2 separate regions of the Homo sapiens genome follow, and region 2 is linked to region 1. Evidence: chromatin contacts called from ENCODE Hi-C or POLR2A ChIA-PET data. All regions are on one chromosome and are shown on one strand. The core of a region is the stretch at or near the end of the contact, and the rest is flanking DNA. Distances in the headings are between cores, read along the strand shown.

Region 1 (4,531 bases), core at 1-2,500:
CCTGGACTGCAGGTACGAGTATGAAAGTGTTTGCAAGACCAGGAGCATGTCCTGGGGAGCCAGGACTAAAGCCCACCTGGCCAGCAAGCACGCATGAGGGGAACCCCTCCAGCCAGCTAGGGGAGCCCCGGTGGGTGCTGTGGACAGCCCATGGGTGAGGGGGCCCTGGAAGGAAGGGGGCCTGGCGAGCGGGGCGGCAGGGGCGGGGCATGGCGCGTGCCAGGCGGGCACTGTGGCAGGGTTCAGGGCCGGGCGGGAAGGGGGCGGCGCTGGCGGAGGCCAGGCTGGCCGGGCTGGGCGCCAGAACTCACCTCGGGCGGCGGCGGCCGGCGGGAAGGCCCCCAGCAGCAGCGGCGGCAGCAGGAGCAGCAACAGGGGGCTCGGCGTCATCTCGGCCTGTCCGGACCTGGGGACATTGGGGGCGCCGTCACTAACACGTGGAACTGGGAGATACCGCCCTCCCCGGTCCCGGGCCGCGGGGATCAGGGGTCTGGCCGCCCTCCCCACAGGCCCTCCCCGCCCGCGCTCCAGGCGGAGGAAGCCGCAGCGGGGAGAAGCTGTGGGTATCAAAGGCAGACAAAGGGTTTACACTAATTACCGGGCTCCCCCGCCGCCCCCCCTCTCCAAACACCGTCTGGATTCCTGGCGCTTGTAACTCCGGCCCTGCCCGCAGGACACACAACACTCAGCGCCCCGCAGATAATCGCCTGCGCCATTAGCGGACAAATTTGCGCTGGGGGGGGCCCACGTGGGGCGCGGGGGCGGGGGCGGGGCAGGCCGGGGGCCCGCAGGAGCGGCGGCGGCGCGCATGACCCGTGCCCAGCTGGGGCCCCGAACCCGCCCCTCCCCGCCCCCGCCCCGGACCCCCGCCCTCCCCCGTGTGCCCACCTGGGGTCGCGGCCGCGCGCGCGGGGGGCTCACCTCGGCGGGGGGCTCAGCGGGCGGGCGGCGGGGTCAGGGCCGGGCCCGCGGCGTGCGCTCCGCGGTCATCGCCGCCCCGGGCGCCGCATCCCGCCGCCCCGCGCCCCCGGGCCCGGTCTCGGGGCGGGGCGGCGCTACCTGGGCGCGGGCGGCTCGGGCCGGGTCGGGGTCCGGGCTCGGGCGCTCGGGGCGCGGGGTCCCGGACCGGGCAGGCGGCGGGGGCGAGTCCGCGGGGCCGGGGGCCGGGGCCGGGATCCCGGGGCGGCGGGGCGAGGGGCCCGGGGCGCCGCGCCGCGAGGCGTCCTTCCCTGCGGGGCTTTGTCAACTCTCCCGGAGCGAGCGCCGAGCCCGGACCCCCGACCCGCCCCCGGCACAACTTCCGGCCAATCCGCGCGCGTCAGCCCTCCCCCGTGCCCCGCCCCGCCGCCAAACTTTTCCCCAATCCGCGCGCGCACACCGCCCCCGCCCCGCCGGGCTCCCGGCCTTAACCCTCGCGGTGCGGACGTCCCCGCGGGCGGGCGGCTTCCCCGGGTCCGGCCCCGCCCCCGCCCCCGCCCCGCCCCAACCCGAGCCTCGCCGCGCCCCCGGCCCCGCCCGCGCGCCCTTGGTCCCCGCAGGCTCCTAGGACCGGCCAGGAGCCGCCGCGCCCTCCCCATACCTGCGCCCGCGCGCGCCCGGGTCGGGTCCTCAACTCTCGAGACACCTCCGCGACCCCCAGAGCAGGCTCCGGCCCTGCCCGCGGCAGTCTGACCTCTGCGCAGCCCCGGGCCGGGCCCAGACCGCTCTCTGGTTGCTCAGAAGGGGGCGGACTGGACGGCCGCGGGAGCTTCGAGGCTTCCAGGTCTGCGCCCCGGGGGGTCTTCGGGAGCAGAAGGGAGAAGCAGGGCCTCGCCCAGCCGGAGCTGCTGGGGACGGGGTAGGGGGGGACGGCCGCGGCGATGCAGGCAGGGGTCCTCCCCGGGGCGTTCGGGTTACCTGGTGCCTTTGGCCAAAGGTATGTTCCCACCTGAGGCCTCCCAGCCTCTCACCTGCTAGTGACGGGAATGACAAGAACATTAATCATCGTAATAGACGTCAACATGCGATTCAATCTCCGCTACCGGGCAGGCGGCCCCAGGAGCAGATGAAGAAACGGAGGCGTGGAGAAGACAGCGCCCAGCTCTTCGCGGCTCTTCCTCCACACGCCTCGCCTGCCGTCCCTGCCCAGGGCCCAGCACGCAGGGCTCCCAGGCCGCACCTCCAGCCGCCCCATGGCCTCCCCTCATCCTGCCTCCCAGTCTTGCAACACAAACCTCACGGCCTGCCCACATCCCGCCTCACACCCTCGACTCCGCGGAGTCACCATCCCAGCACCTCCTCCATCCCCCAGAGCAGCCTCTCTTTCTGGGGCCTGAAGCCCCCTCTTCCAGGAAGTCCTCCCAGGAAAGGCTGAAACTGGAGAGGCCTGGCAGCCGGTGTCCCCAGGCCGAGGAGAGCTAGGCGGGGCGTGGGGGGCGCCAGCTGTCAGGGTGTGGGACTCCTCAAGGCCCGAACTACCCGGCCGTCCCAAGGTGCTGGTTCCCAGCCCAGCGTCCTCCACCCCAAATCCCGCGTCTGGGCCAGCGTGGGCGTCGCGAGGGCGGATGGAGGTGCGCTCGGACGGCCCATCCTGCCCCCGCTGGCGCAGCCGCCGCTGTGCACCCGGGGAAGGGTCCAGGGACCGCCGCGTGGTCCTCCCGGCGGGAGAACGTCCTGCGCCGCCGCCGCGGCCCTGTCCCACAAGGAGCCAGCAGCGCCGGGGCCCACCTGCCGCCCTCCCGGCCGGAGCTGCAGTCACGGACAGGTGGGTGGGGCGGTCTCACGCCCGTGGGAGAGCGGCGCTGAACTTCCCGGACAGCTGGCGAGGAGGCAGCGCTCCCACAGATGTGCGGGCTGCCGGACACAGGTGCGTGGAAAGGGGACAGGTGTGCGGAAACGTGGCTGCGAGCGTGCAAAGTATAAGCAGGGAGCGGACAGGCCGGCAGGTGCCGGCCCCCGAATGAGCGGGCAGTGGGAGGGGCACGGGCAGCGTCGCGGCCCCTGGCGGGCGGGGCCGGGACGGGGGGCGGGGCCAGGGGCGGAGCGGCAGACGGGGCGGGGCCCGAGGCGGACAGGGGCGGGGACGGGGAGGGGGCGGGGCCTGGCCGGGCGGGGGCGGGGCCCGGGCCTCCCGCGCCGGCACGCGCTGCCCTCTGGCGGTGGCGGCGGCGCCGGCGCGGCAGCTCCCGAGGCGTTTTTCCTCGTCTCCTCGCCCCGCCCCGCCCCGCCCCGCCCCGCCCCGCCCGCCACGTCCCAGCCCGCGGCCGGCCCAGGCCCCGTCCTCAGGCAGCCCCCCGCCCCTCGCCCACCCCCGGAACAGGGACTGGGCCCTCCCCGCTCCCACGGCCCTTCGGGTCAGGCAGCGCGGAGCCGAGGGGCCGGCGCAAGCACGTCCTGCCCCTTAAAACTGAAACGGGGCGGTCAGCCACCCTCGGGGTCTCAGGCCCCATCCTCAGCCAACCCCATGGGGTGACCGCGGGAAGACAGGTTCTTGTAGCCACCTACCCAGCCCCGGTGAGCCCCAGGCGCGCAGGTTCGCTAGCACGGATCCTCGCTTGCCCGCGACAGCACCTGCCCCGGGGCAGAAGAGGCAGGACTGGGGGAGAGCCGGGCAGGCCTCACAGAGGCGGCATCTCAGGAACAGCAGGTGTAGGGACTGACAAGGACAGGCGGGTGGAGGAGGCTTGGCAGAGAATGGAGATGCAGTAACAGTGACTTACACACTCTCAGCTGCAGCAACCAAAAAAATAGGTGTGAAAACAGCACGTAAGGCACTGGGCTCACGAAACCGAGGACCGTGGTGCTGGAGAGAGGGGAAGCGACCCGGCAGCGAGGACAGTCCCGCCCACTGCCCAGGCCGGTGCAGAGAAAACCCAGGCAGCCACCGGCGTCTCCCTCAACTGGGAAGACAGAGGTGGCCAGGCAGGGGCTGGAGTTCACAGGTGCTCCAGAGTGCTGGAGAGGAGGGGGCTGCACCGAGAAGCCCAGACACCCACAGAGGGTCTGCCTGGAGGCTTCAGCTAAGCACAGATCAGTGCAGGAGCGTGAAGAAAACACTCAAGGCCAGGGAAAGACCCACCCAGGATCAGAGCCCATGCAGGGCTGGGAATAGTGCCTGTGCTCAGCAGCCAGAGTGGGGAAGCATCGTTAGAGCAGGAAGAAGTTCTCACCCCGTAGTAGGGAAGCATCAACACGAGACTAAATACAGTTCAGGTCCCACCAAACACCACTGAATAAGAAGACCCAGAGCCAGATGTGGGGGCTCACACCTGTAATCCCAGAACTTTGGGAAGCCAAGGCAGGCAGACCAGTTGAGCCCAGGAGGTCGAGACTAGCCTGAGCAACACGGTGAAACCCCATCTCTACAAAAATCCAAAAAGTCGCCAATGTGGTGATGCGTGCCTGTGGCCCCAGCTATTGGGGAGGCTGAGGTGGGAGAATCACTTGAGCCCAGGGGGCCGAGACTGCAGAGAGCCAAGATCACACCACTACACTCCAGCCCGTGCGACACAGTGAGACCCTGCCTGAAAAAAAAGGACCACACAGTTTCCAA
Region 2 (4,480 bases), core at 1,723-4,222, 320 kb before region 1:
ACTATGCCCAGCTAATTTTCAAAAAAATTTTTTTTGTAGAGGTGGGGTCTCACTATGTTCCCCAGGCTGTTCTCAAACCCCTGGGCTCAAGCAGTCCTCCCACCTCAGCCTCCCAAAGTGCTGGGATTCCAGGGGTGAGCCACCACACACAGCCCTGATTCAAATTTCTTATGAGCAAAATGGGAGTCAAACAAGAAAAGCTTGTCTTGGCAGGCTGGACAGGCTGTGTGGCTGGGATGGGGCCCTCACGTCCCGCCCCACGTGTGGAAGCAGCTACAGACCAGAGACACACCCTGGATCCCCACCCCAGCATGACACCGACCCCAGGGACGCACGCCCTACCTTGTACGGGGAGATGTGCGTGTCGGGCGGGAAGGCCAGCATGCCCATGGCCTGGCGCACCTCGTCCAGCTGGCTCCCTTCTGCTTGGCTGAAGTGCTTTCTTGCATGTCTAAAAAACAACATTTTGGCACATTTAAGTTTGCGTTTTAATTTTAACTTTTAGAGACAGGGTTTCACTCTGTCACCCAGGCTGCAGTGCAGTGGCACAGTCACAGCTCACTGTAGCCTCGAACTCTCAGGCTCAGGCGATCTTCCCGAGAAGCTGAGACCGCAGATGTGCAGCACCACACCTAGCTAATGTAAAAAACATCTTGTTAGAGACAGATTCTCGCTGTGTTGCCCAGGCTGGTCTCCAACTCCTGGGCTCAAGCCATCTTCCTGCCCCGGCCTCCCAAAGTGCTGGGATTATAGGCATGAGCCGCTGCACCCGGCCTGCATTTTTAAGTTGAAAAATCTGAGCTAACAGCTTTTATGTCAGAGTCTAGGTACAAAGTAATCGCCTCACTCCAAGCCGACCTGCTGGGTGGGGCTGGGATGGCGGGAGGTGCGGCTCACCAGAGGCTGGAGGAGCAGCTACCAGACACTCCTTCCTCCAGGGGACCAGGGCACCCAAGCCACACAGACAACCCACGGAAAACACCAGAACTGCAAATGGCACCTGCCCCCGAGGGCTCTCCAAAGCGATTCTGGTTTACAAGGAACCCAAACCCTGAGGATTCCCACTCTCCCCAGATGCTCGCCCCCACGGACCCCGTGGCCCCAGCGGACCAAGAACGTGTAGTCTTCTCAACTGCAGTCCTTGCTGTTTGGCAGTGACGCCCAGCACAACCTTCCGAAGAACAGCCTCCCTCAGCCCACAGGCTGGACTCCCTGCAGATCCGGCCCAGCCCTCTCAGCCCTGAGCGTGCCACACACCACATGCAGCCACGATCTTTCCTGAGCCAACTCTGCGGGATGCACACAGGCCTACTCCAGGCCAGAACCCCACTCCAGTCTAAGGCTGGGCAACCAAGAAACCAAAGCAGAACATAACAGATCCCTTTCAAGCTGACCAGCGGGCACCTGCTCACCCCCAGGGCCCCCATTCTCATGCCCCCCCCCACACACAGGGTCACTGTCCCTCTGGCTGTCCTGAGGGCCTGCACCCCCATGTCCTGACCCTCACACGGGCCCCTGTGCACCCCACGTTCTCAGCCCTCAGGGCCCCTCTGCCAAAGCGACCCCAATGCACAGAACCAGGGGCCTCAAGTCCCATGTGTGAGTCAGCCCTGTGCTGTCCAGAACAAGGCATGTACCAAGGAACACAGGGCTGAGGAGGTGCCAGGCGCTCACGGTGGCCTTGGAGAAGATGCAGTGTCTCGCAGAGACTGGAGTTAGTGTAGGAGGTGGCCCAGCAGCCCCTTGATGGATAGCACGGGGACCACGTGTTGGAAGCACCACCAGGAGAGCCCGGGGCAGCAGGGAGTGGGGGGCGTCCACGCTTGGGACCCAGCCTGGGGAGTCCACATGGCTGACGCCCCAGGGCCTGTGCAGGGCCTGGGAGTCGGGGGTGAATCCACACGGCCGACCCCGCAGGGTGCATACAGGGACTGGGAGTCGGGGGTGAGTCCACACGGCTGACCCCGCAGGGTGCGTGTGCAGGGGCTGGGGACGGCCATCCGAGATTCCAGTGCCCATGCATCCCCCTCCTTGGAGCGTGTGGGTGGGCGTGGGTCTGAGTCCAGGAGGAGCCCCACCCAACCCCCTCATTCCATCTCTGGAGACAAGTCACCCTTCGTCACACGCCAAGACGTGCACAGAACACGGCCAACGGGCATCTCACCTCCTCCCAGAGCTGCTGAAGAGAGGAAATTTAATCTCCGTGGTTGACATCTACAAGATCTCATTTGCATGACCTGGTTTACGCGTCTTATCTCACCATCAATCAAACCCCAGACAGACATCATCCGCCTAACAAGCTGCCTCACCTCGCACCCCAGGTCCCTGATCCACAAATCCTGACCCCAAGACAGAAACAGAAAACCTAACAGTGGCGGCTGACTCTTTTCAGATCGTTTGATGCCAGCATTCAGCCCCAACACACAGAGAACTGCAGCCGAGATGTGGGGCCCTCAGAGCAGGTCCGGGGAGAACAGCACGGTATGCATCCACAGGACACAGGGGAAACAAAACCGTGACTTTTAACAAACTAAATGCAGCTAACATAAGAAACACAAAAACTTCCATTTTTCTTTAAAAATATAAACACACGGGCCAGGCACGGTGGCTCACGCCTGTAATCCCAGCACTTTGGGAGGCCAAGGTGGGCGGATCACAAGGTCAGGAGTTTGAGACCAGCCTGGCCAACATGGTGAAACCCCATCTCTACTAAAAATACAAAAATTAGCCGGGCGTGGTGGTGGGCGCCTGTAATCCCAGCTACTCAGAGGCTGAGGCAGGACAATCACTTGAACCCGGGAGGCGGAGGTTGCGGTGAGCTGAGATTGTGCCAGGCAACAGAGCAAAACTCAACCTCAAAACACACACACACACACACGGAAAGAGAGAGAGAGAGAAACACCCAGAAGACAAAATTCCTAAACTGTGCCTGGCCAGGCTGAGGTGTGGGTGTGCGACAGACGGCACGGAGCTGCTCACACAAAGCCCATGAAGTACAGGCCAGGTCCCAGCCGCCTGGGGTCAGGGATTCACTTACTCATTTACTAAAAATTAAAGGCGTTAAAAGTTAATCACTAGCAGCTCATACTTTTGCATTTCGCAAAAACCCACAAATGCCCCAGGCAGGGCGGAGCTGCAGCCACCCCAGCCAACGAGGCCCCCTGCCCGGCCCAGCACGCTGGCTCCACAGACAGCAGGACTCACCTTGCCTGCCCCAGTGGACCCAGAGGCTAGGCTGCTGGCCTCAAGCCCTGTAGATGGTGCCCGACGCTCCAGCGCCATGTGGACCGTGAGTTCAGAGGTGGACGGGAAGCTCCTGCGGGCTGGGACCCTGGCAGCAGGTGAGAGGGCCCTGCCTGGAGCCCTCAGGAGACATGTGGCCAGGCTTCTCCGCCTTCCCTCTTGTCCAGCCTCAGTGAGTGATACACAACACCCTCTGGGCTCCCAGCCAAACACCCGCACTCCCTCACCCCACAAACGTCCTGCCGATGCCCCACCTGCCACCCCAGCCCAGCTCCCGTGTGCCTTGTGGGTGGCTCCAGGGCCACGCTGAGCTGAGGCCGGACTTCCCTGACCAGGCCCTGGCACCTGGAGAACCACTCCCAAGACGGCCCCAGCAGAGGATGTAGCTCACACTGCGCCTGCCCCCGAGACACTGGGGTGTTGTTTGCCATGCCTGCCCGGCTGGCTGCTGAGGCTTCGAGGCAGCACGTGTCTGCTTGCGGGAGGAAGGACACGCACTTCCTGGGACCTGCCTGCTCCCCTGCAACAGACGAGGCCGCAGAGGGCACAGCTCTGAGCTCGGCTCAGACATTATGAGGTGGAGGCCCCGCGAGTCTCTAGGGCAGATTCTACCCAGAGCAGGGGGAACAAGGCAAAGAGACCCTACACGGAGCGGGGGGAACACAGGCAAAGAGACCCTACGCGGAGCGGGGGGAACACAGGTAAACAGACCCTACACGGAGCCAGGGTAACACAGGCAAATAGACCCTATGCGGAGTGGGGGTAACAGGTCAACAGACCCTATGCGGAACCAGCTGCCACCTAGATGAAGACATCTGTGACGGAGGGACTCCGGGATGGACACGTTTTGTTTTCAGACTCCAGGGCTGACAGTGGCCGGGGCCCTCAAGGAGACGGAGGCTGACTCGGGATGGAAGCAGACTGCCGCCGGACAGAGGCCAGCGACACAGGCACCGAGGCCACACGGAGGCCAGAGCAGAGCGGGAGCCCCTCCTCTTGACAGGGGGCCCCTGGCCGTGTCCCCGCAATGCTCACACGCCACTCTCCACTGGCCCGGGTCCCGAGATCCCCGCTTTAGCCCTCTCAGGCACAGAAGGGACCTCGTTGCAGGCCTGGCTCCCTCGTGCGTGAAGACGAGGCCTGACCTGCCACCATGCGCCCAGGTCAGCATCAGGAGCCGGAGCAGGACCCCGGGCCTCTCCAGGGTCCACGCAAGGGCAGGGACTTGCCGCGGTTC

Evidence for each region. A loop is a pair of places that touch in the nucleus more often than their neighbours do. ChIA-PET counts read pairs that join two places held with the same protein, here RNA polymerase II (POLR2A). Pooled maps may share reads with other maps.
Region 2: a pooled map shows a loop between it and region 1 (2.3-fold over the local background). The contact joins the enhancer-like site here to the promoter of FGFRL1 in region 1. A Hi-C loop is called at or near these places in 21 of 168 maps with a recorded cell type or tissue (B cell, CD14-positive monocyte, CD4-positive, alpha-beta T cell and 14 more), 33 of 37 single-sample maps with no recorded cell type and 31 of 50 pooled maps. POLR2A ChIA-PET finds 5 or more read pairs at or near these places in 4 of 52 experiments (CD4-positive, alpha-beta memory T cell, GM12878, H1 and 1 more).

The regions. Positions count from the first base shown.
Region 1 is chr4:1,008,345-1,012,875 of GRCh38, reverse strand. It overlaps FGFRL1 (fibroblast growth factor receptor like 1), which reads right to left and starts at 1,250. Exons shown (of 7, transcript NM_001004356.3): 1 at 922-1,250; 2 at 312-406. The coding sequence starts at 390. RefSeq lists silencers at 509-578, 1,258-1,777, 2,608-2,677, 2,968-3,067, 3,318-3,427 and an enhancer at 2,295-2,927.
Region 2 is chr4:1,328,728-1,333,207 of GRCh38, reverse strand. MAEA (macrophage erythroblast attacher, E3 ubiquitin ligase) reads right to left here. Exons shown (of 9, transcript NM_001017405.3): 6 at 343-451. Among named protein-coding and RNA genes, the nearest start is that of UVSSA, 16 kb to the left of the region's middle. Within about 2 kb of position 2,972, at least 6 of the 41 ENCODE cell types and tissues checked have a DNase peak (open chromatin) inside an H3K27ac peak, as active enhancers do; they include CD4-positive, alpha-beta T cell, CD8-positive, alpha-beta T cell and PC-9, where a contact is called at or near this core.